Regions from separate parts of the Mus musculus genome. Here regions 1 and 2 are each linked to region 3. The links are chromatin loops, found by intact Hi-C in ENCODE. Cell type or tissue: heart. All regions are shown on one strand.

Evidence for each region. A loop is a pair of places that touch in the nucleus more often than their neighbours do. Peaks named below come from ENCODE experiments on the same cell type or tissue, not always from the same donor. Only the 100,000 strongest peaks of a DNase experiment are listed, where the experiment ranks them.
Region 1: it touches region 3 in a loop (2.5-fold over the local background); 12 of 42 quality-filtered maps call a loop at or near these places.
Region 2: it touches region 3 in a loop (2.3-fold over the local background); 15 of 42 quality-filtered maps call a loop at or near these places.

Annotation. Positions count from the first base shown.
Region 1 is chr17:32,216,499-32,224,498 of GRCm38, forward strand. Brd4 (bromodomain containing 4) reads right to left here. Exons shown (of 20, transcript NM_020508.4): 5 at 7,589-7,724; 6 at 5,375-5,667; 7 at 4,648-5,010; 8 at 3,663-3,791. Among named protein-coding and RNA genes, the nearest start is that of Ephx3, 31 kb to the left of the region's middle. In heart, a CTCF peak has its summit at 4,546 (motif pointing right); no DNase peak of the experiment used is centred here.
Region 2 is chr17:32,232,265-32,240,264 of GRCm38, forward strand. The region is part of intron 2 of Brd4 (bromodomain containing 4); the gene reads right to left. Among named protein-coding and RNA genes, the nearest start is that of Ephx3, 47 kb to the left of the region's middle. In heart, no CTCF peak of the experiment used is centred here; a DNase peak (open chromatin) is centred at 3,707.
Region 3 is chr17:32,277,857-32,285,856 of GRCm38, forward strand. Brd4 (bromodomain containing 4) reads right to left here and starts at 6,277. Exons shown (of 20, transcript NM_020508.4): 1 at 6,207-6,277. In heart, a CTCF peak has its summit at 4,215; DNase peaks (open chromatin) are centred at 5,695, 6,155 and 6,885; H3K4me3 peaks cover 3,128 bases; H3K27ac peaks cover 2,192 bases.

The sequences.
Region 1 (8,000 bases), 61 kb before region 3:
TTCAATACAAATTCAGGTGCTGGGGGGGTCACAGTGTCTAAGTTATCTCAGATGAAACAGTCCAGAAGCCAAAGTTGGAAGTAGAAACCCATTTAAAATTTTGGGATACAAAAATTGAAAGTTCAGTAGGCGGTGCCACGTGCTTGGGAGGAAGCTTGAACAAACCAAGGCCCATAGTAAAACCTGCCTACCTCTGGGACCTAAAATAGGCGCCAAATGTCTTTCCAGTTTCTTTTTCCCTATTAAACAATTACAACCACAAGGAACTTGTGCCCACCTCCTCAACAAATTAAAGTCCTGTAAGCACATGGGCTGCAGTTACTACAAATCTTCTAGAATGAAGGTGGAAAGGAAGTTTTCCTTTTCTATATAACTTTTCCAAGTAAATTCTATTCCTGCAACATAGCCTAATTAAGAAACCTAAGTTGGGCAGGGTGTGGTGGCGCACGCCCAGCACTTGAGAGGCAGATTTCTGAGTTCGAGGCCAGCGTGGTTTACAGAGTGAGTTCCAGGACAGCCAGGACTACACAGAGAAACCCTGTCTCGAAAAATGTAAAAAAAAAAGAAAAAGAAAAAGAAAAGAAACTTAAGTTGGTTTAAATTTAAATTGTGTTCAGGGTTGGAGAGATAGCTCAAGAGGTTGAGATCACTGGCTTCTCGTCAACAGGTCCTGATTTCAGTTCCCAGCAACCACACAGTGGCTCATACCCATCTATTACTGAGATGTGGTGTCCTCTTCTAACCTGCAGGCAGGCATACATGCAGGCAGGACATTATACATATAATAAACAAACAAACAAACAAACAAAGGAATGAATTTTGTTTTCTTTTTTGGAGACAAGGTTTCTCTGTATAGCCCTGGCTGTCCTGAAACTCACTCTGTAGACCAGGCTGGCCTTGAACTCAGAAATCCGCCAGCCTCTGTCTCCCAAGTGCTGGGATCAAAAGGCGTGCGCCACCACTATCTGGCCTGAAATGAATCTTTTTAAAAAAACTTATTTTGTGTATGTATCTATGTGAGAATATGCCTATGGAGAGAGAGTAGGTCTGCATACCTGTATGCATAGAGACCTGAAGAGGGCATCCGGTGTCCTTCTTTGAGGTAGGTTCTGAGATCCAAATTCTAGACCTCATGGTGCACAGAATGCACTTTTAACCATTTACTCATTTCTTCAGTGTGTCCCCTCCCCCATACTTCTTAAAGAGGTAAACAAGGTAAAAGCTTTGTGTTCCCCTTTCTGGCTTCTTACAGATTTCTGATAGGGGACATTTGTAGAAAAAGAATACAAAACCCCAAGATGCTTCAAAGATAACTGCCTTTCAGAATAGAGATCTGCCTGGCAAAAGATAATGCTAAGAACCTTCCACCCCTGCCTGCCTCACAGGGACTCTCCTTGAGAACAGGCATCTCATCTAAGTCAAGCTTGTTAGTCAATGCCTATGAAGAACTCATCTCTGTAGGCTGCTAAGCAGCAGATAGCTTGGTGATCATCCTAATAAAAATGGTATGCTTGAACAGATTCACCCACTAAGAGGAGAAAGGTATACAAAAGAAAACTTTTAAACAAGACACCAAAATATAAAAGCAAACCCTTCCCCTTCAGAGTCCAGACTGTACAGAGGAAGAAGTAGTGGCAAGGCATGGGGGGGGGGGGGGGGGGGCGCACCAGACACAGTGGTTTTTCTTTCCCTTCTTTAATATTAATTCCTCAAGATAGTATTTTTCCTTGCTGGCAGGAAACTGAATTGAACTTTACAGTTTCTAAACCAGGGACAAAAATGGCCAAACACTACCCTAGGTTCTAAAAAACTGTGAGCAAAAGGAGGGGGTCCTCAGACCAAAGTCTGAAGGCACGCTGCCACTTGATGGTCCTGTTTAAAAAGTGCAGTCAGCTGAGTATGATGTAGACTATCTTTAATTCCAGTATTCAGAATGTAGAGGTAGAACTAGCCAGAGATAGACAACAAGAGTATAGTTCAAATACATTAACTAATAAATAAAATGTATCTTAAAAAATTGTAGCAAAATTTAAAAGCCTTAATTCCACATAAAGACTAGTGAAAGCAAACATAAATGGCGAAGGGGCTGCCTTTCTTATGAAGCTGAAGGACAGATAACACCAAACTGAAGAGGGAATGCTAAGTGACAAGTACAAGTCAGAAAAAAAAAAACAAAACTAAGGAAGATTTAAAAACACAAAAACTAACAAACAAACAAACAAAAAAACCACCCCGGGCGTGATGGTGCATGCCTTTAATCCCAACACTTGGGAGGTAGAGGCAGGCGGATTTCTGAGTTCGAGGCCAGCCTTGTCTACAGAGTGAGTTCCAGGACAGCCAGGGCTACACAGAGAAACCCTGTCTCAAAAAACCAAAAGAAAAAAAAAAACAAAAACACAAAAACCAACAATCACACACAAAAACCAAACCAAACCAACCAAACCAAACCAATGGTACTAGATGGTCTTGCAGGAGATTCAGGTTCTGTCCCGAGCACCATTAAGGAAGCTGGAAGCTTACAACTCCAGTCTAGAGGATCTGCTACCATCTTTTAAGACTCCATAACCACCAGACATCTCAGTCAAACCACCCATACAAATAAATGTAAAACAAACAAAATCAACCAATCAAGTGAAAAATTCCCAATAGTCTGATCGTGCATTTGAATTTTAAGAGCCAGGTCAACACTATCAAAGAGCAGTAGTCAATCCTATCAAGCTACCCTTGAATCTGACATGTTCTCTGAACTGAAGGAGAAAAGATGCTATCATGTGACACATTAGCAAAACTAACAAAATAGTATGGAGGCAGGGAATCACCAAAGTTCTAATGACAAAGACCAACGGGTCACCAACAGCTCTGCAAATCTCTGCCCTGGAAACCCTAGAGACTGCTATATAAGCAGACCCAAGGAAGCCTTGCGACCCACAACTAATATACCTGTGCTTCTTAGTAGCAGGTTGCTCAGCAGACCACTGACCTGAGAGCGGTAGCAACCTATGAACTAATGAAGAAATGGCTGGGAATTAAGATCTTATGTTTCCTTTAAAGGCAGGTCTGGGCATTATAGAGATGGCTCAATGGTTAAGAGCACTTGTACCTTATAGGTCTCTGTAAATTTTGGTATGTACTTTTCTTTAAAATAAAAGCTAGGCTGGTAAGATGGCTCAGGAAGTAAGAGCACCGACTTGAGTTCAAATCCCAGTAACTACGTGGTAGCTCACAACCATCTCTAATGAGATCTGGCACCTTCTTCTGGTGTGTCTAAAGACAGCTAGAGTGTACTTACATATAAAATAAGTAATAAATAAGTCTTAAAAAAAATAAAAGTCTCCTCCAGGTTGTTGAAGGGGCAGGGTGGGGAGTAGGGGTTGGGGGATACGAACAGGCAGACAGACAGAACCAGCCACTCACATTTAAGTTAATGACCCTAACTTAAAATGTATGTATGCATTAGGTAAGTTACATATGCTCAGCCTGATCTATGTTAAGAGTTCCAGAACAGCCAGGCCTACATAAGAGAGACCCTGTTCAAAAACAAACAAACAAACAAACAAACAAACAAAAACAAAATTTCCTCCAAGCCTCACTGCATTATTATGAGTGAAGTGACAGAATAAATACCTGACAAGGCAAGATCTGGCCTGACCTTGGAGCCTTACCTGGAGTTTTCGAGCCATGGCTACCACTTCATGGTCAGGGGGGTTGTACTTGTAGCAGTTGGAGAACATCAATCGGACATCAGCACCAAATTCCTGGGCATCTCTGTACTCTCGGGACTCTAGTTTAGACTGCAAATACAAAGTAGGCCTTAGACATTTCTGTTCCTGTGTCTGTCTGTCTCTCTCTCTCTCTCTCTCTCTCTCTCTCTCTCTCTCTCTCTCTCTCTCTCTCTCTCTCTCTCTCTCTCTCTGTGTGTGTGTGTGTGTGTGTGTGTAATACATTATTGATGGGAAACAAGGTAGCTTCTTAGTGGCTCTCAGTTTAATCCAGACTAGAATATGGATTATGGGGACAAAGAAGAACAACAGGCCATCACTCCGGTTCTCGGCATGAGACAGATACGGAGATATAGCTGCCAAGTCTTGGGGCTTAGAAATGATTTTAGACCCAGGCTTACCCTACTGAGGTCAGTGAAAAGTCTAAAGGGAAACTGAACGCACAGAATCCCAGAAGAGATTATGCCAGAACTGATGAGAAAATAAAACAAGTTCTCATCTTGCATGTGCTTGTACTGAAGGTACAGAAAGGAATCTCCTGTTTGAGCAATGTTATTCTACTTCCAGGAGGAAAATTATAAAAGTCCTTAAATAAAATACTTTGGTGATGATGTTGGTAGATAGTGCTGTGTCTTCTACAGATCAAACAGCAAAGCCTTTCTTGCCAATCACACTGAGCCCAGAGGACCCAGTCTCCTAGACCATCTGGCAGGTGCAAAGAAGTACAGGGGCATTGAGAGAGCTCGAGTATGCATCTTACATCTCCTTACACCAAGGAAATAGGCAGAGTCATCACCTGAAACCAAGTATACTAGGTTAGTGTTCACTTATTTCAACAATGAACCTGCAGGGGGCACCCAGAACGTTGTTGGATTAGTCTAGGAGAAATCCTGTCTCTGACCATCATCCCAGGGACCTGGTAGCTAACCTTGATTGTGCTCATGTCCATGGGATGTTTGATGATGTCACAGTAGTCGTGCAGACCCAGTGCCTCCACATCCACAGGCTTGTAGAAAGGCCAGGCATAGGCAGCATGTTTCTTGGCAAACATCTCCTTGAGGATGCCACTGCAGCACTTTAGCTGCTCAGAGATCTTGCTGCTCTTCTCTGGCCCTGGGTGCTGCTGTGAGTCCGGTACATCCTTCTTTGGAGGCTTCACAGGTCTGCTGCTCTCCCGCCGAGGACCCAGCTTGGCGGTCTTGGGCTCTGGGGCCAGTGAGGGTGGCTCATGAATGGGGTCGATGGTGGTAGGGGTGGTGGTATCTGCTTTCCTCTTCACCCCTTTCTTTGTCTGCCATGAGCACAGACACAAAAGTCTCAATCAGAGGCTCTGGCTGGTACAGCTGCCCTTCAGGATCACCTCTGAAACCAAGCCCTGACCGGGATCCCAATACTCAGGACAAGCCCAAAGGTATAACTGCACTGAGACCCTGTCACACCACTGTTTTCCACAGCTGGACTAGAACCAGCCAGCAACAGGAGAAAAGCACAAAACTCAATAGAGTATTTACTCCCTTAGAGGCCACAGAACCTGCTGAAGAGGTTTACTGCTTACTACCTGGGCCTTGAGCTACACAGCCCATAGAAGAAACAACTAAGAGAGCCTGCAAGTCCGTCTCTGGTGGCAGCAATCCACCAGGGCCCAGGATGCTCACCTTCACAGGCTGGGGGGTGGTCGCAATGATGGGCGGGTGACTCTGCACAGGCTGTGGAACTGGAGCAGGTGGGGGTGGTGGCTGGGGGGGTACCGGTGAAGGAGTCTGAAGTGGCTGAGGGGGCACCATTGTCATGACAGGAGGCTGGGCAATGAGGTCTGGGGTGACAGCAGGAAAGGGGTGAGTTGTGGCCTGCACAGGTGGAGGAGGGTTCTGCTGAGGCGTCTGGGTCTGCGGAGAAGTTGATGCTTGAGTTGTGTTTGGTACCGTGGATACACCAGGCTTTGCTGCCCCTACCAATCATAAAAAATAGTAAATTTAAAAGCTATGTTAGCACACCCTGACAAAACACCCACATATACTTGTGTACTACATTTGTTTAGTGTTAAGACCATCTGGAACACTTCAGGTATCACTGTGCACCAAACTTATTCCTGTGTCCCCAGGGAAGTGGTATCATTTCCTGAGGTGTCCTGGTGGCAACTCCTCACTCAGATACAGACTGAGATAAGAAGGGAAGCCCAGGCTAAAAGAGTGGGAAACCTATACACTGTGTTATCACCAGTGCTGCACATGGAAATCAGAAAAATGTTCCTTGGGGAATGCAGACAGCTGCCCTCACTTCCTTCCGAGTGCTTTTGACAGATCTGGCAGCAGTCGACCTTGCAAGCTTTCTGAAAAGTAGGATGGTCTCAACTCTCAGAGCCACTAGGGACTAGTGGACAATTGTAGCCATCTGTGACTACTCAGCTTGTTTCCCTGTAGCTGCATTCTAACTTCCAACACAAAGTAGTCACATGGCACACCAAATCAGAAATTAAAAACAAAGGATTATAACTACAGCCCAAACGTGAGCAGGTGAACCAGGGACCGTATCCTGTACTATGATTTGCATTCAGATGGAATGACAGCAAGTCTTTAAAGCCTGCGATCTCAGCAGTGAGGAGGCCAAGTTGCAAGGATTAAGGTTTTAGGGCCAGCTTGGGCTATGTCAATAAAAAATTCTACCTCAGGAAGGAGACAGACAGACAGACAGACAGGAAAGCAAAAGCATTATCTATCTGTAGGCTGTCCTAGAGCGCTTTCCAGGAATCATATGAGGAGGAAGGGGGAGGTTCTACTGAGTTTCCCAATTTTCTTTCTAGCCTGAGATTCCCGTGCCTGCTGCAGTCAAATCATCAAAACTGTTAGTCCCAGAAAGTGAGGAGTAGGCTCTGCATGTTATGGATAAGGAATGTGATTTAATCCATGTACCTGCCAAAAGTTTTGAGTAGTAGTGAATATATGTAATAACAAGACTCAAGAAGCATGAAGACTTTGAGTCTGAATTAACAAAGGGAAGGAGAGGGAAGGAAAAAGAAGGAAGGAGGGAGAGAAGAGAGTGGAAGGGAGAGGGAGAGGAAGAGGAGAAAGGAGTGGGAACATACATGTGAATGACTGTCTTTCTTTGGTAATTCCAAAAGCTACTCTGGATTTAGCGGGCCCCTGTGCCTTTGCCACTTTAGAGCAAGGTGGGAGGCCAGGCTAAAAGCATGTCTTAAAAGAAGCAAATAACTAACAACCAGAAGCAACCTGAAAATTGTCACCCTTTTGCAGCTCAGAACTGTAAAGTACAGGACATAGTACCTGTTAATAGCAACTTTGCCAGATGGCTGCTTGAGTTTTGTTAGTAGTGGTACAGTTGGAAACTGGGAGGCAGGAAGAAGTTAGTAATTGGCTTTAGATGAGTGAGCACCAGAGGCAAACATGACTGGCATTAAGGGAATTTAGATGATAAACCTTAAAGATTGGGAAACTAGTTACAACGGCTTCTGTCAGAATAATTTCTTTATTCTAAAATGGAAAAGCAGGACCAGGGCATGAAGCTCAATGGTGAAATACTTGCTGGATTTGAGGTTTAGCACCATAAAACAAATAATAAATAATAAAATTGAGAGAAAAGCGAGAAACAGCTACAGCACCAAAGGTGAAGAATCAAATGTCAAAGCCATGCTTTCTTTTATATCTAAGTTTATCAACTACTCAGGGCCCAGTGACTTTTGCCAAGGAGAAACTTCAGATCCATGGGACTTCCTAGGAGCATAGATGATATTAAAGTCCACTCTGTTCAAATATCAGCAATGAAATATTTGCTGTCACCACCTAACTCCCTGTAATCCCTAGCACTCTGATAAACTTGGAAAATAGGCAACGATGAGGGAGAAACACAACTACCTGTTTCTTTCCTCCCTCGTCCTCTTCCTTTTGCCTGGACTATCATGATCTCAGTTTCTTCTGTAGGCAGTTCATTGATTTTTTGCAAGAAGAGCTTCTCCAGAGCTTCTGCCATTAAGACGATGTCATCTCCAGGCTGGATGAGGAAACAGGTGGGGTAGAGCTGGAAGGCCTTTTCTTCCCATCTCTGTGGACGGGACACCAGGGCCACCCCCATGCTCCAATACATGGAGCATTGTACCCAGGCTCCTTTCATGATTTATGGACTCCAGGGGGCTACAATCTTTATGCTACCAGGTATTCCTAAACAAGATCTGGACTCCAGGGGCCATAATGGTTATGCTATTTGGTATTCCTAAGAAGACCTATCCACCTGAATCTCCTTTCAGTTTTAAGCTCCAAGAAACCATCC
Region 2 (8,000 bases), 46 kb before region 3:
CTCTTGAGGCATTAGCAGTTTCACAAAATTAATGAGTGCTTCCTTTGGCCTGAGTCCATGTGAAAAGGGTTTCCCCATTTTCACACACAGGAGTGTTTGTACTGGGTACGTATGTTTCGATGTGTGTGGGGAAGTGTATACATTTGCCTGCACGTGGAGATCATTGGCTAACTTGAAAATTACCATCAATTATGGTTCCATCTAACTTCTTTGAGACAAAAAAAAACCAAAAAAACACCCCACAAAACTCTCTCGCTCAAGCCTAGAGCTCACTCATTAGGCAAGTTTTGCTAGCCAACTTGCCCGTGTGGCCACTGTGCCCATCAGACATTCAGTTTCTGAAGATCTAAATAAACTCTAGTCCTTATGCCTGAGTGGCAAGTACTTAACCTGAGAATTAGTAGGAATATATATGTACTATTACAATAAACATACTTGCACATGTACACACGTATTTCCCAAAGTTCATCAACTTCTGATTAAGTATGCCATCTTCTCAAGGACATCCTTGATACCACCTTGCTCCTTAACATTGCTTTAAGATTATTTTAGAAACAGCTGATGTGCATATTGCAATGGGTACAATAGTTGTCCATTATGACCACTGCCAACAAGTTTAGTAGGTTGAGACCAACCCCATTTTATTCCAATCAGGTTCCAGCCTTAGTCCCCCTGGAGCCCAGTGACTCCTCAATTTCTGCTCTATTCCTTCAGACTTACAGCTTTCTTGATATTACAACACATAGGCAGCAAAATGTCAGAGGTAAGGAACAGTTATGAGTGCTGGTTAGCTGGTTAAATTAATTACCCCTAGAGCGTAGAAGTCTTCACTTCTAGGGTTGATGATGCTTTATGCTCTGCATTATAGACTTGGCCTATACTTCACAGCAACCTCACAGGTCAGACAGCGGCATCATCATCTTCACCATGACAACACTAGAGATGGTGTAGAGTGGTATGGACTTGGTATGTTCTGATCCAGAGTGGCCTCCTCAAGCCCAGGAGCAATGACTGTGAGCTGCTTCTTTTGCCTTGGCTGACAGTACACTACTCCATCCTTCAACAGGCCTGCCCTCAGTACACATGGACCTAAATATCACATATGGCTCATGCACTAAGGCTCCAGCCAGATTTCTAGTAGTGCTATCTCCAAATATTTTCACTCCAAATAAATCAGAACTGAGACAATTTGTGGTAATTGGCCATCTGTTCTCAGGGAGACTTGGACATCATTATAGGCAAAATCTGAAGCACAATTCACATTTTAAGCTTGGGATATAAGAAGAGACCTGAACAAGCATAGCTTAAACTTGTTTCCTTCTGGCCAATGTGGCTAGCCCCAGGTCCATAGGAAAAAATACATTCAAATTTACATATATCCTTAAGACATGGAAGACAGACAGACAGACAGACAGACACACACAGAGAGAGAGAGGTAGAATAACCCTTTCTACAAGTGAAAGTACTTGAATAAAGCAGTGACACAATCTCCCCAGGAACAAAAAGAAAGAAGTAAGAGACACTGATAACTGGCAAAATAAATTGAGAAAAATTAAACAAAGATTTGAATAAAACTACAAAAGATCATACTGAGTGGAGTAACCCAGATCCAGAAAGACTAACGTCTTATCTTTTGTTTCACTGGAGGTTCCTAACTCCAGATCTTCAGCTGTGAGTACATATACTGGAGTTAACTGCAGAAAACAGGAAAAGGGGGATCCTTACCAGGGTTTGAGGAAACAGAGTGGTGAGAAGCAAAGTATAAGTGATCTGATCGGGGTGTGCATGCCGGGGATGGGGCAAACTTAGGGAGGGAAGGCAGAGAAAAATACAGGCAAGGATGGCAACAGTAAGAATGTCTAAAAAAGTAGTAAGGAATCGGGTTTTTTTTAAAACCTATAAACATACATACATACATACATACTTTAAAAGAAATTTTCTCATCCCTCCTGGAGACAAAGACTGCCTAACAAAAACTCCAACACCATGTAACTCTTCTGAGCTGTTCATTAGGGTTGTTTAAGAGACTCCCAAACATGCATGCATGTTATTGCTATGCCTAGAGGTAGAAGGTAAATCCCTATTTCTGAAGATATCAAGCACTTCAGATACAGGGCTCAGAGGCGGCTGAACTGGAACGGACTTGAACGCCTCCTTATTGAGAACTAGCTTTTCCTGGTCCCAGAAGGCACCTCGTGAGCTTCCAAAGGAGGGAAGCAACCAACAGTCCTATCCAGCTACAACTCTATGAAACACATGACTGACAGGCACAGCACACATATCTTGGTAAAAATCAATAGCTCTATAATCGTGCTCAACAGGAGGGAAATCATGCTTGGTATTAAGAGAACTAGCCAACTACTCAGAGCTAGGTGAAGTCATAGATTAGGAGGAGAAGCTGACTAAAAGAGCCTAATCCCTCACTACATTCTAAACATTGTTTTATCCCTACCAATGAGTGCAGTCCTCAATCCTCATCAAGGAAACTTCTCTTTGCAACACAGACCATTTTCAAAACTAAAAATACCAACCAACTGAAATGCAGACTTTTGGAGCCCACTCCCAATGAGATATATCTACAAAACACTTCTTCTGTACTTAAAGCTCATGGAACATTGTGGAAAAGGTGGCAAAGAGATTCTAAGAGCTAGAGGACCAGGGAGCTTGCCATTAGACTCTCCTGGTAATGTCAGAAGTGATACCTATAAAGTCTCACCAACATGACAGCCTAAACATGAGCTCAAGTAGAACAAAAGACATGCTAATGGGGATGGGGGAGAGGAGGACAGTGAAGCCTCAAACCTACGCAAAGAACTACAGGTAACTAAGAAATAATCTTCTCCAGGGAAAAGGACACCAATTGGTCACCTTAAAAACATAAAAGTAGGGCTGGTGAGATGGCTCAGTGGGTAAGAGCACCCGACTGCTCTTCCGAAGGTCAGGAGTTCAAATCCCAGCAACCACATGGTGGCTCACAACCATCCATAACGAGATCTGACTCCCTCTTCTGGAGTGTCTGAGGACAGCTACAGTGTACTTACATATAATAAATTAATAAATAAATCTTAAAAAAAAAAAAAGACGGTACACTATTTAATCTGTGGTGTGGCTATTCTTAATGACTTCTATACAGGTCTACCAAAAAAAAAAAAAAACCATAAAAGTAACTTTACACATATTGAGTAGAATATATATATGTGTGTATATTAAATATATGTATCTAAACAATCAATTTTTAAAAGGCCATTACTGTGAAAGAGAACAAGGAGAGGTACGTGGGGGGAACTAGAGGGAGAAAGACAAAGGAGAAATGATGTAATCGTAATACAATATCAAAAAGGAAAGAAAAAAATTAAACCTATATTCTGTCATTAAAATCTAGTTGCAGCATCTTACCCTGCCCTAGGAACATCTCTGCTGAAATAGTGGTTCTACAACATGAGTATGAGAGGGCCCATCCCTCTCCTAGTCCTAGAGCAGTGGCTACTTCACATTTACGACGACAGCACTGCTTAATTGTGCATCTGTGTCAGTGGGGAAGCACAAATGGGATCACTTTTCTATCTGACTGGCTCTTGCAGCTGGTGAGAACAGCACTTATAACTTGAGCCAGACTGCACTGCCTGGAGCCAGGCCAGTGGCTTGTGTGCCAAGGCAGCTCTCTTAGAAGCCTTAATCCTTTATTGGATTAATCCTTTCTTGGTTTGTATATAACTCCCCACCCCAGCCCCGCCACACACACACACAGGACAAGTTGGACTCCATTGCACCTCAGACTCTGCAGTACTGCATGCTCTGATGAGTGAAGGGAGTCTGAAGTAACACTCAAGTTCTGTCTTCCTCCCTGGAGGCAGCATGGGCCATCAAAGGTCTTGTAGCCCAGCTGGGTCTAGTTACAGCCCCATCAACTAGAATTCCAGTGCTTTTCCTTCAGAAAGCACTAGGCGGGCCAGCTACACTGGGAGTATGAGAAAGCAGAACTGCTTTCCTCTTCTCTGTAAAGGATGCCAGCAAATGTACAGATAGTGTACATACAGGTTACATCACAACTGCTAAATATGCCCAGAAAGAGTCAGAAATTTAAAACGTTTAAATAACATACAGTGGAAATCAAATCAAACCAAACACTGGTTGGTATGGACACAGTCAAGACTGCTGGGATAACTTTTCCTATAAAGGACCACAAATAATATCTCAAAATAATTCATTATTATGTTACCTCAATGTGAAACAACCACACACAAGAAAACAGGTAAGCCCAGCTATAGTCGAATAAAACTCCAATTATCCTGAGGGCCAGTTTTAGAGGTCCTGTTCCACAGATTTCTAGACTTTCTGAAGAGAAGGGAAAAGGAAAATATTGTATATTAAAAATGATTTGATTTTTCTAGATGGGTTTCTCAATGTAGCCCTGGCTATCCTCAAACTCCCTCTGTAGACCTGGCTGGCCTTGAACTCAGAGATCCACCTACCCTGTCCTGAGTGTTGGAGTTAAAGCATGCATTACCACTCCTAGCTGATAACACAGTTCATATACATACATACATACACATACACACACACACACACACACACACACACACACATACATACACACACACACACATACACATACATACATACATACATACATACATACATACATACATACATACACACACACACGCACACACATCTCCGGGCTGGAGAGATGGCTCAGCAGTTGAGAGCACTGTCTGCTCCTCCGAAGGTCCTGAGTTCAATTCCCAGCAACCACATGGTAACTCACAACTATCTGTAATGGGATCTGATGCCCGATGCCCTCTTCTGGTCTATCTCAACACAGCTACAGTGTGCTTATATAAATAAAAATAAATCTTTAAAAAAATTTTTTTTCAGATGATGTTAGGTTTAAATGAACAGACACATGGAACAACAGGCACAAAAAAAAAAAAAAAGAGGCAGATGTGGAGCCGGACATGGTGGCCCACGCCTTTAATCCCAGCACTTGGGAGGCAGAGGCAGGCAGATTTCTGAGTTCGAGGCCAGCCTGGTCTACAAAGTGAGTTCCAGGACAAATAAGGTACTCAGAGAAACCCTGCCTTGAAAAAAAACAAAAACAAAAACAAAAAGAGGAAAAAAAGAAAAGGAGAAAAAAAAACCTACCACCTCTCATCTACCCACCACATACATAAAACCTGTCAAGTTTCTGGCACCTCCCATCTTTCACAAGCACCCACTAGATTCTGCTGGAGCCTGTCTATCAACACTAATGCCAAGCTCTTTGTTATGAAGCTATTTTTTTGCGGGAGAAGTCAGGGTTGAGACAAGGTCTCATTATGTAGCTCTGACTATCTATCTATAATGAGACTATGTAGACTAGGCTGGCCCCAAACTCAGAGATATTTGCCTCTCCCTCACAAGTGCTGAGATTAAAGGCAGTGTGAAGCTGAATTTTAGAACATGTTATATGGGTTAATTTTTAGGCTCTTAAAAATATTTCATTTATGTATATGAATATTTTTGTCTGCATCTAGGTATCACATGTGTGCCTGGTACCTTCAAAGGCCCCAACAAGGGCATCAGATCCTCTGAAACTAGAGCCATAAATGGCTGTGAATCCCAATGTGGGTGCTGGGAACTGAACCTTGACCAGCTTAGCCTCCTGCCCCTGGTCTCTTAAGTGACTCCAAGAAAGGCAATCTCTCTCCTCTCCTTGCCTTACTTCTCATCATGAACTCCAACTATACAGGATGGAGAGGGAAGTAACACAAAATTAATGTCAGACTTACAAAGACTATAGGTCTCAGTTTACAAAGGTGGGTGTGACTAGTAATCCAGAGCCAGAAGAGCCGTCAGTAACAGCTGATAGTGTCTAGAATGAAATGCTCACATTCAACACAAACACAGAGGGCCAGTCCTTCACAGATGCCTTTCAAGTCAATGAAGCTCCTCAGTAGAGTCTTGGCTTCCAGACACCACTTAAAAGCCACCCAGCTAGCCGGGCGTGGTGGTACACACCTTTAATCCCAGCAGAGGTTGGCAGATTTCTGAGTTCGAGGTCAGCCTGGTCTACAAAGTGAGTTCCAGGACAGCTAGAGCTACACAGAAAAACCCAATCTCAAAAATCCAAAAAAAAAAAAAAAAAGCCAAAAGCCACCCAGTCAAGCACCTTCAGGGAGTCCTCAGCCAATGCCTGTTTTTACTGTGCAGACAATCTAATCAAGTCAGTTGGGGGGGAGGGGGTGCTTGGACTTAAACTGATACCTTCTTGGTAACTTCCTGCATGAGTAAGGGTTGAAATAAACCCTATACCATTTTAAATGACAACTGTTAAAAGCAGAAAACAGTAGCAAACAAAAATCACTTTACTAAGAGCTATGACTGCTAGAAATAATGTTGCTACTTAATACTAATACTACCTACCTTCCACATAGTAACCCACAAAAATCAAGGACCCACTAGTAAGAGAGAAGATGGAAGTAGTACAGGAAAAAAAAAATCAAGTTAAGATAAGACTTGTCTTGTTTTCTCTTGAGGCTTTCTTAATCTAATCTGCCTTCCTCTTGTCCCAGGGAGAGGGCAATGATAACCAGCCCCTCCAGAGTGCATCCTAGGTATCTAGAGGCCTAAGTGTATGCCTCTGCAGACTGTTTGTCTTCTGGATCTAATTATGAAGAGTTAGGCTAGAGAAATAGATCGGGTGCCAGAGTCACACCATCACATGGTAGCACATGCCTCTACCTATAACTCCAAGACAGGGGGTGGGTAGAATTAAGAAAATCAGAAGTTCAAGGTCATCACATAGTTTAAGGCCTACTTGGAATATACTAACTCCTACTCTAAAAACCCAAAATAACCAAAACTAAACACTAAGGGGAAACTAACTTTCATTGATAGGGATCTTTCAGACCAAAGCAAACCAAAATCTGGGTACAGACTATCACACATATCACACCCCAGATGAACCTTCCATGGAATTTCTTGTTGCTTCTGTATTGAAAACTTGCAGGCAGAGGAAAAAAAAGTAAAGAATGGAACTAATGTTCAGAGAGGGCCGGGAAAGTAAAGGGAAACTGGCTGAGGGAGGCTCCCGGTAGAATTTGTCTCTAAGGGTGACTCCAGCTGAGACTTCTAGTAGTGAGGTGGTATATGGAGCCTGAAGTGGCCACTTCCTATAGCCAGGCAGGACTCCCACCCACCCACAAAACCTTCCACCCAAAATATGTCCTGCCTACAAGAAGTACAGGAACAAAAATGGAGCAGAGACAGAGGAAATAAATGGCCAACCTATGACTGGGGCCCAACTTGGGACCCATCCCATGAGCAAGAATCAATTCCTGACACTTAATGATACTCTGTTGTGCTTGCAGACAGGAGCCTAGCGTAACTATCCTGAAAGGCTCCACCCAGCAGCTGACTGAAAGAAATACAGAGACCCATAGCCAAACATTAGACCATGTACTGGCTAGTTTTGTGTCAACTTGACACAGCTGGAGTTATCACAGAGAAAGGAGTTTCAATTGAGGAAATGCCTCTACAAGATCCAACTGTAAGGCATGTTCTCAATTAGTGATCAAGGGGGAAAGGCCCCTTATGGGTGGGACCATCTCTGGGCTGGTAGTCTTGGTTCTATAAGAGAGCAGGCTGAGCAAGCCAGGGGAAGCAAGCCAGTAAGGAACATCCCTCCATGGCCTCTGCATCAGCTCCTGCTTCCTGTCCTGCTTGAGTTCCAGTCCTGACTTCCTTGGTGATGGAACAGCAATGTGGAATTATAAGCTGAATAAACCCTTTCCTCCCCAGCTTGCTTCCTGGTCATGATGTTTGTGCAGGAATAGAAACCCTGACTAAGACAGACCAACTCCGGAAGTCTTGTGGAAGAGTTAGGGCTTGTGGAAGAATTGGGAGATGAACTGAGGAACCTGGAGGGGACAGGGAGTCCACAAAAAGACCAACAGAGTCAACTAACCTGGACCTTTGGGGTTCTCAGAGACTGAATCACCAACCAAAGAGGCTAGACC
Region 3 (8,000 bases):
AACCCTGTCTCGAAAAACCAAAAGAAAAAAAAAAAAAGGAAAAAAGAAAAAAGAAATAAAAATAAGATTAAAAGAAAAATGGAGGGGGCAGAGTGGCTGGTTTTAGTTTTTTTCAAAGCTGTATAGCCCTGTGCTGAAACTCAGAGGTCCGCCTAACTCTGCCTCCCAAGTACTAAGACTAAGGCCGTGAGTGCACTACCACCACCCAGCAAAAGAACCTGCAACTTTAAAATACATCCTAAACTTTCCAAATTCTTTTTTTTTTTTTTTTCTTTTTTTCTGAGACAGGATTTTTCTATGTAGCCCTGGCTGTCCTGGAACTCACTTTGTAGACCAGGCTGGCCTCGAACTCAGAAATCCGCCTACCTCTGCCTCCCAAGTGCTGGGATTAAAGGCATGCACCACCACTGCCTGGCCCAAATTCTTTAAATGACCACATATTACTATTGTTCAGATAAAATAAAAAAAAACGATGTGGTATAGTGGTGCATACATTTAATTACAACACTTAGATGTCAGAGGCAGCTGGGTGTGGTGGGGCACGCCTTTAACTCAGCACTTGGGAGGCAGAGAAAGGCGGATTTCTGAGTTCGAGGCCAGCCTGGTCTACAAAGTGAGTTCCAGGACAGCCAGGGCTACAGAGAAACCCTGTCTCGAAAAAAAAAACAAAAAAAAAAACAAAAAAAAAACAAAAAACCAAAAAAAAAAAAAAAGAAAAAGAAGTCAGAGGCAAGTAGATTGCTATTTAAGAGGCTAGTGGGACCTACACAGTGAGACAAGTGTCACAAAAAAGTAAAAGAAAGGATGTCAAAACTGTAGCAGTTGTAGCCCAGAATAAGCTTCTGCCTAGGTTCTGTAAAGCCCTGAGTTCCATAGTCTCTTGCCCTGAGTTCCATAGTCTCTTGGGCATGTGAGAGTTGAAGAGAGGAATATGTCTACACTGTTCTAAACCTGACACTAGACATTCTTTCATCAATTTATTCAGAATAAGATATGCCCTATGATTTACCCTGGGAGATGTACATACAGTTTTTTATTAAGATTGGCATGCTATTTAGACTGGGAGAAAAAAAAAATATCCTCAAAAATAAAAGCTGCCAGGTATGGTGCCATACACCTCTAATCCCAGCACTCAGGAGGCAGACGCAAGACCTCAAGGCCAGCCTGGTCTACAAAAGGAAACCAGAACAGCCAGGGCTACAAAGAGAAACATATGAATGAATGAATGAATGAATGAATGAATGAATGGCTAGACAGTAGTGGCACAGGTATTATTCCAACACTTGGGCAGCAAAGGCAGAAGCTCTCTGTGTGAGGCCAGTCTCATCTATGGAGCTCAGTTCCAGGACAGCCAGGCCTATATAGAGAAACCCTGTCTCGAAAAACCAAAAGAACAGCAAAGAAAAAAGAAAAGCCAAAACAAAACAAAACCCTTACCTGTACAAGGAAAGAAAACCAGCTCAGCAGTTAAGAGCACTTGCTGATCTTACACAGAACCCAGGTTTGGCTCCCAGTACCCACACAAGCATCCTTATTTAACTCCAGGTCTGAATGCAGTACACAGACATATACAGGTAAAACATACATACACATAAAATAAGTCTTTTTTTTATTTTAAAAAGTATACTCTATACATACTTCACACATGTAGACAGACACGCAATATGCCCAAATAAATTTTTTAAAAATATAAAATTTAGGGCTGGAAGTAGTGATACTCAACTTTAATCCCAACACTCAAAAAAGAGGCAGGCAGTTGGGCCTGGTGGCGCATGCCTTTAATCCCAGCACTCGGGGAGGCAGAGGCAGGCGGATTTCTGAGGCCAGCCTGGTCTAAAAAGTGAGTTTCCAGGACAGCCAGGGCTATACAGAGAAACCCTGTCGGGGGGAGGGGGGGGGGGAGAGGCAGGCAGATCCGTGACTTGAGGCCAGTCTGGTCTAAATGGAAAGCTCTAGGACAACCAGAACTACCTAAACTTTGGCTACTTCTTCCAGACTTTCGCCTATACACTTGTATCAAACTGATCTATGACTTGGACTTCTAAAGATCAAATGTTCCTTTGTTTTGACACTACGACATAAGCACTAGAAAGGCAATGCAGTTGGTCCCTGCAGGGCTGGGGAACATAGCTCAGATGGTACAGGTGCCTGCCTAACATGCACAAAGCCCAGTATATGATCCCCAGCACTGTATAAATGATGGTGGGGCACACTTGTAATTCCAACGTTCAAGGTCAACGTTGGCTATGTGAGACCCAGTCAGTCTCAAACAACCCACTCCACTGAAAAACAAAATCAAAAGAAAAAACCCACCAAAATAGTCTCTGTACATCTTCAAAAATGATTTTAAAAAAATTACCATCTGGCCTATCAAATCACTCCTAGATATCTGGCCCATAAAATTAATCCATGTCCATATAAATACTTATACACAAACCTTTTTCCTGATAAACAGGGCCTCAAAATATAGGTGAGGCTGGTCACCAACTCTCTATCCTGTCACTGATCCCCAGAGCCACCACTCTTGACCTTATACAGAAGGAGTTATTATAGGCAGCACTATTCTATCTTTCCCAAAAGTAAAAACTATTCAAGCCCACCATTTTATCCATTAAGACTGAATAAACCAGGCGTGTTGGCTCACGCCTTTAATCCCAGCACTCGGGAAGCAGAGGCAGGCGGATTTCTGAGTTCAAGGCCAGCCTGGTCTACAAAATGAGTTTCCAGGACAGCCAGGGCTATACAGAGAAACCCTGTCTCGAAAAAAAAAAAGAAAAGAAAAGAAAAGAAAAACATGCTGCCCATACACATTTATTTATTTATTTGCCCACTTCTCCCTTTTAAAATATTTTCTGCAGGTCAGGGTTGAAACAGCCTACACCTACTGACCACATTGCAAACTGCTAAATAGGGAAGTCAAAGCAGTACACTTAAGCAACTGTATACCACTCAGTAAGCTTACCACAATTACTAGAGACTTCAGTGGTATTCTTAGTTAAAACTCACACGTCTTATAAATCACAGTATTGTTTTAATGAACTTGCATTTAGTATTATGTATGGCAAATTCCTATTCAATCGTTAAGATGCTCTTCTAGGTACCAAGTACACAATACAGAATAAGAAAAGAAAAGCCAAACAAAACCCTCTCTTGTGGAATTATAAGAAAATGAAAGTACCTAAAAATCTGCTACATGTGCATACCATATGTATTAAGTGAAATAGCAGCAGCAAGGATTTTCTCACAATTCTCACTTTGCAAATGTCTGGTGTTTTCTTACTAAAACAATAAAAATCACAAGACTTATTAGATACTATTAGCAAGGGGGGTTTTGGATGGTTGGTTTTCAAGATAGGGTCTGTAGACCATGCTGGCCTCAACCTCAAAAGCGCTCTGCCTCCAGGGTACTTAGGATTAAAGGCCTGTGGCACCACACCCAGCTCCATTAGTAAATTTCAATGACAAACTTTCCTTCTAGAACACAGAATCAGTAGGTGGCCCAAGCTATCCAAGAACTGGAGAACCTCCTGCCTCTCTGCTTGTTGAGTACTGAGATTACAGGGCTGTGTGTGATACCACGCCCTTCTTCTTTCCAACCTCAGTTAATCTCACAGGTTCTTTCAAACTTAGACATTACAATTTTTAACTGTGTGTGTGTGTGTGTGTGTGTGTGAGTGTGTGTGTGAGAGTGTGTGTGTGTGTGTGTGTGTGCGCACGCTGTGCATGCATGGGTGGAAGGAAGTCAGAAGGCAGTGTCAGTCCCCCAAGAGCTGAAGTTACAGGCCATTCACTGTACCATCTTCCCAAACTCTAAACATTCAAACACTTTACAGCCACATAGACTGCCCAGAATGGCTTTTCTTTAAAAACAACCCCAAGCAGGTTGTTGTGACTCCCAGCACTTAGGAGGCTGAGACAGGAGAACTGCCAAGTTTGAGGACAGCCTGGACTCAACCCTGTATCAAAACCCTGCCTCCAGTGCCTAGAGAAGGCAAGTCTGTAACTGCCACTCTTGCTGAGGCCTCAGGCTCTGGTCCCAGCATTCTCACGGCTCCTCACAACCTTCTATAACTCTAGTTCATGAGGACCCGAGGCCCTCTTCTGCTCTCCAGGGGAGAATGCATGTGTGCACAAATATTAATAAACATACTCTCCACTCTATAGAATCTCTAACTCTCAAGTCATTCAACAGCCTGAATTGTGTAACTTGAAAATACTGCCGCCTTCTGTATCTCTCCAAAAGTGAAAGTGTAATTTGGTACAAAGATCACAAAACTGGCTCAAAAAAGATTAACTCTGGAGACAAAGTCTAAATTCCTTTAAATAATTCAATAATTTAGTGGAAATTTTACTAAGTGGTCTAAGGTTCTCCAGCAATCCTTAGATAAAAGTTCCCTCTTGCAGCCCTCCAAATGAAACACACGGGCATTCAGAACATCCAAAATGTCCCAGTCACTTTTGTATCCTAGCTTTCATCAATAAGCAAAATCCCTTATCTTTAGCAATTTGCATGTGCAGAATGCTAACAAGATAAAAAGAGGTTTATTTCCAGTTAAGACCAACTAATACCACTTAAAAAGACTTACTTTACCTTGAGTCCTTAAATACTTTATTGGCTACCAAAGATAGGATGTACAAATCAGCAACAATATATTTTATAATTCTGGGCTTTTCCTTCTAGATTTGATCAATTCAATTCAGTCTTTGACAGTGTTACCTTTTCCAACCTTCCTAGTTGAAGCTTTGAGAAGGAAGGAGTTGGTTACCTATAAATGCCCTCTATGGAAAGATCATTCTCCATCCAAATTAAAGTGAATAAAATAATGTTCTTGTAAATTATTGTAAAGCCCATAAAACTGAGCCCCAGCTGAAGACTTCTAAACAGGGTTTGTCTGTATACCCTGGCAGTCCTGGAACTCACTTTGTAGACTAGGCTTGCCTCGAACTAAGAAATCCACCTGCCTCTGCCTCCCGAGTGCTGGGATTAAAGGCGTTCGACACCACGCCCGGCTAGCTGAAGACTTCTTGAAATTGAAAACACATTCATAATTCCTTTGCATTTTTGTGGGTGACATTCTTTTTTTTTCTTTTTTTTTTTTTTAATTTATAGCTGTCTTCATAAACCCCAGAAGAGGGCATCAGATCTCATTACAGATGGTTATGAGCCACCATGTGGTTGCTGGGATTTGAACTCAGGACCTTTGGAAGAGCAATCAGTGCTCTTAACCGCTGAGCCATCTGTCTAGCCCTGTGGGTGACATTCTTTACAACACCCAAGCTCTACCAATTCCAAGGGAAGTTGACATCTCCATTCATAAAAATTTTCCAATTTTTTATTATAGCACTGAAGAGCACATTGGCTTAGAAGTACACTGAGAGTTGGATTTTAGTAACCAGGGGCTATTAATATCACCTTTGATGATAAGTAAAGACATTCTCAAGAGGGCTGCTGCAACTGGCATCCAACATATATACACACACAGGAGATAATCTCACCAGATTTCGAAAAGCATAAACAAGTAAACAAGCAGGCTAAAAACACTTTTAAAAAAACAAACAAAAAAACCCTTGTCTTGAGTAACAGGGAGGTCAGCCAATCAGCAGAGGCACATGACTCACCCACCGGCCTGAGCAAAAGTATTCACACTGTCCACTACACTAACGTGGGATTTCCCATCTCCAACCCAGCTCGGCCTTGGGGGCTTCTTGTTTAAGTGCTATTTCCGTGTTTGTGTGTAAGGGGGGGGGGGGTCATTTTGCTGAATCACAACTCTCCAACATCCCCACCCTAAACCGACACACTCCTGCAAGTAAGAAGCCATTGCAAGGGACGGCAGCAAGCAGAGACCCATCAAAACAAAGCACCCAAAGAGTAGGCTTCCAGGTTGGGAGTGGGTGGGTCGAGAGGGACTCCTGGTCCTTCGTCACCCTTCCTGTCCCCTGGGTCCAGCCTGGAGCAGGCGTGCAATGGAAGCTCTCTCCCTGTGAACAAAATCTTCTACCTCTTTCTAGGCAGAGCTCCGGGGACAGCCGGAAAGGTGAGACTATGAAGCGGGAACTCGCTATCCCAGCACTGGCAGGAGTACCCAGCTGACGGAAGGAGAGCGCGCCGGGGCACGACGCGCAAGAGCGACCCGCCCCAAGGGGGAACTGCAACCAGAGAGAGCGGGCGGTACCCGCGGTCAGCATCCCCGGCCCGGACTTACGCGGCCCGGCGCGCACCGCAGATCCAGAGGCAGTCGCTTCCTCCTCCTCCTCCTCCTCCTCCTCCTCACTTGACAAAATGGCGGCGGCAGGAAGTGCCGGGAGCTTGGCCCGCCCCCCGCCCGCCCCCGGCCGCCCAGCGCGCCCGCGCCCCCGGTCCCGGTCCCGGTCCCGTTCCCTGCCGCCGCCCGCGCCAAGGGGGACAGCGGCGGGCGCAACTGCCCCGGTACAAAGTCCGCGAGCCCACTCGGCCGCCGCCGCCCCAACGGCGCGGGCTGCCCCGGCAGGGCGCGAGAAGCACCAGGCTCCGGGCCCACGAAACTGCGGCCTCCCCACCCCCGCGCCGATGGCGTAGGTGGTGGCGCACCAGCCCCATTACGCAATGCAGGTTACGCGGGCCGCGCCGTGGGGCCCCGGCAGCCCGCCTCGCGGCCGCGAAGGACACCGGTCCCCTCACCTGAGACGCTAGGCCGCACGCCGCCGCACGCTGTCCGGGACGCCAAGCCGGGGCCCGTCCGCCGCGCCCGCCGCGCCGCTGCGCTCACAGGCCCCGCTCGCCCGCGGGCACTGCTGGCAGCCTCCGCCGCAGCCGCCGCCACTGCTTCGGTTCCTCGGCTGCGGGAGAGCAGAACAAACAGCCCTGCCGCCGCCGCCAGCGCACTGATGTCACCACGCACGCTGCGCGCGCGGCCCCGTGTCATCGCCGCCGCCCGGCGTGCGCGTCCCGCTGGTCCTCCCAGGTCCGGAGAGCTTCGTTAGTGCCGGCGGCGGTTGTAGAGGTGAGGACAGGAGACTGGCTCCCCCGACTGGGGGGAGGAGGGCGGGAGTCCTTGGAACACGATCGAGGGTCTCTGAGGACTGTGTACCCCAGAGGGATACACAGAAGAGGGAAGATCAAGAGAAGACAAGAAGAGTCTTCAGGGCCATCCATAAGGAAACAGCTTTTCGGAGGAAGCCGACACGCAGACTCAGGGAAGGAACCTTGCAGATGAGTGGGGATCTTCACATGCAAGAACGACAAGAAAAGATTTTTTTTTTTCCCCCAGAGCTGAGGACCGAACCCAGGGCCTTGCGCTTGCTAGGCAAGCGCTCTACCACTGAGCTAAATCTCCAACCCCAAGAAAAGATTTTTAATCCAAAAATTTAAATAATCCGATGACAGACTCAAAAGAGCAGATGGTGAAGAGAGCCCTCAGACAGGTGATAGAGGAACATTAAGGCCAGAGGACTATGGCTAGTTGTGTGTCAGTGGGAACTGACAATTGCTGAAAATACAGACACGTTTCACTATATTCACTACACTCAATTTATGGAATCAACTTAAGGAAAATATTTCATGTATCATGAAATAAGAGAATGAGCCAGCGGGGATTTTTTTTTTCAGAGCAGGATCTTAAGAATTCTTACCCTTCTTGTCTCAGCCTTCCAAGTAATGAGATTACATGTGTTCACCACCACACCCAGGTCTTCTTGGCTGGCCTCTGTAGAGGAGCTGAAGATTGATCAGTACGGATCTCTAAGCCTAGAACATTCTCTTTCTTGTCCTCCAGATTAACTTTAATTCTTGAAGACGTAAGTCAGCTCCCAGCATACTCTGAACTAGGTATGTGACCATTTGAGGGGTTGCAAAACATCCCAGCCTGGAATACAGAAGATCTTTGAGATTTTTTAAGACAGCATTTCTCTGTATGGCCCTGACTGTCCTAAAACTTAAACTAGAATAGCCTTGAACACAGAAATCTGTCTTTCTCTGCCTCTTAAGTACTGGGATAAAAGGTATGTACTACCACCCCCAA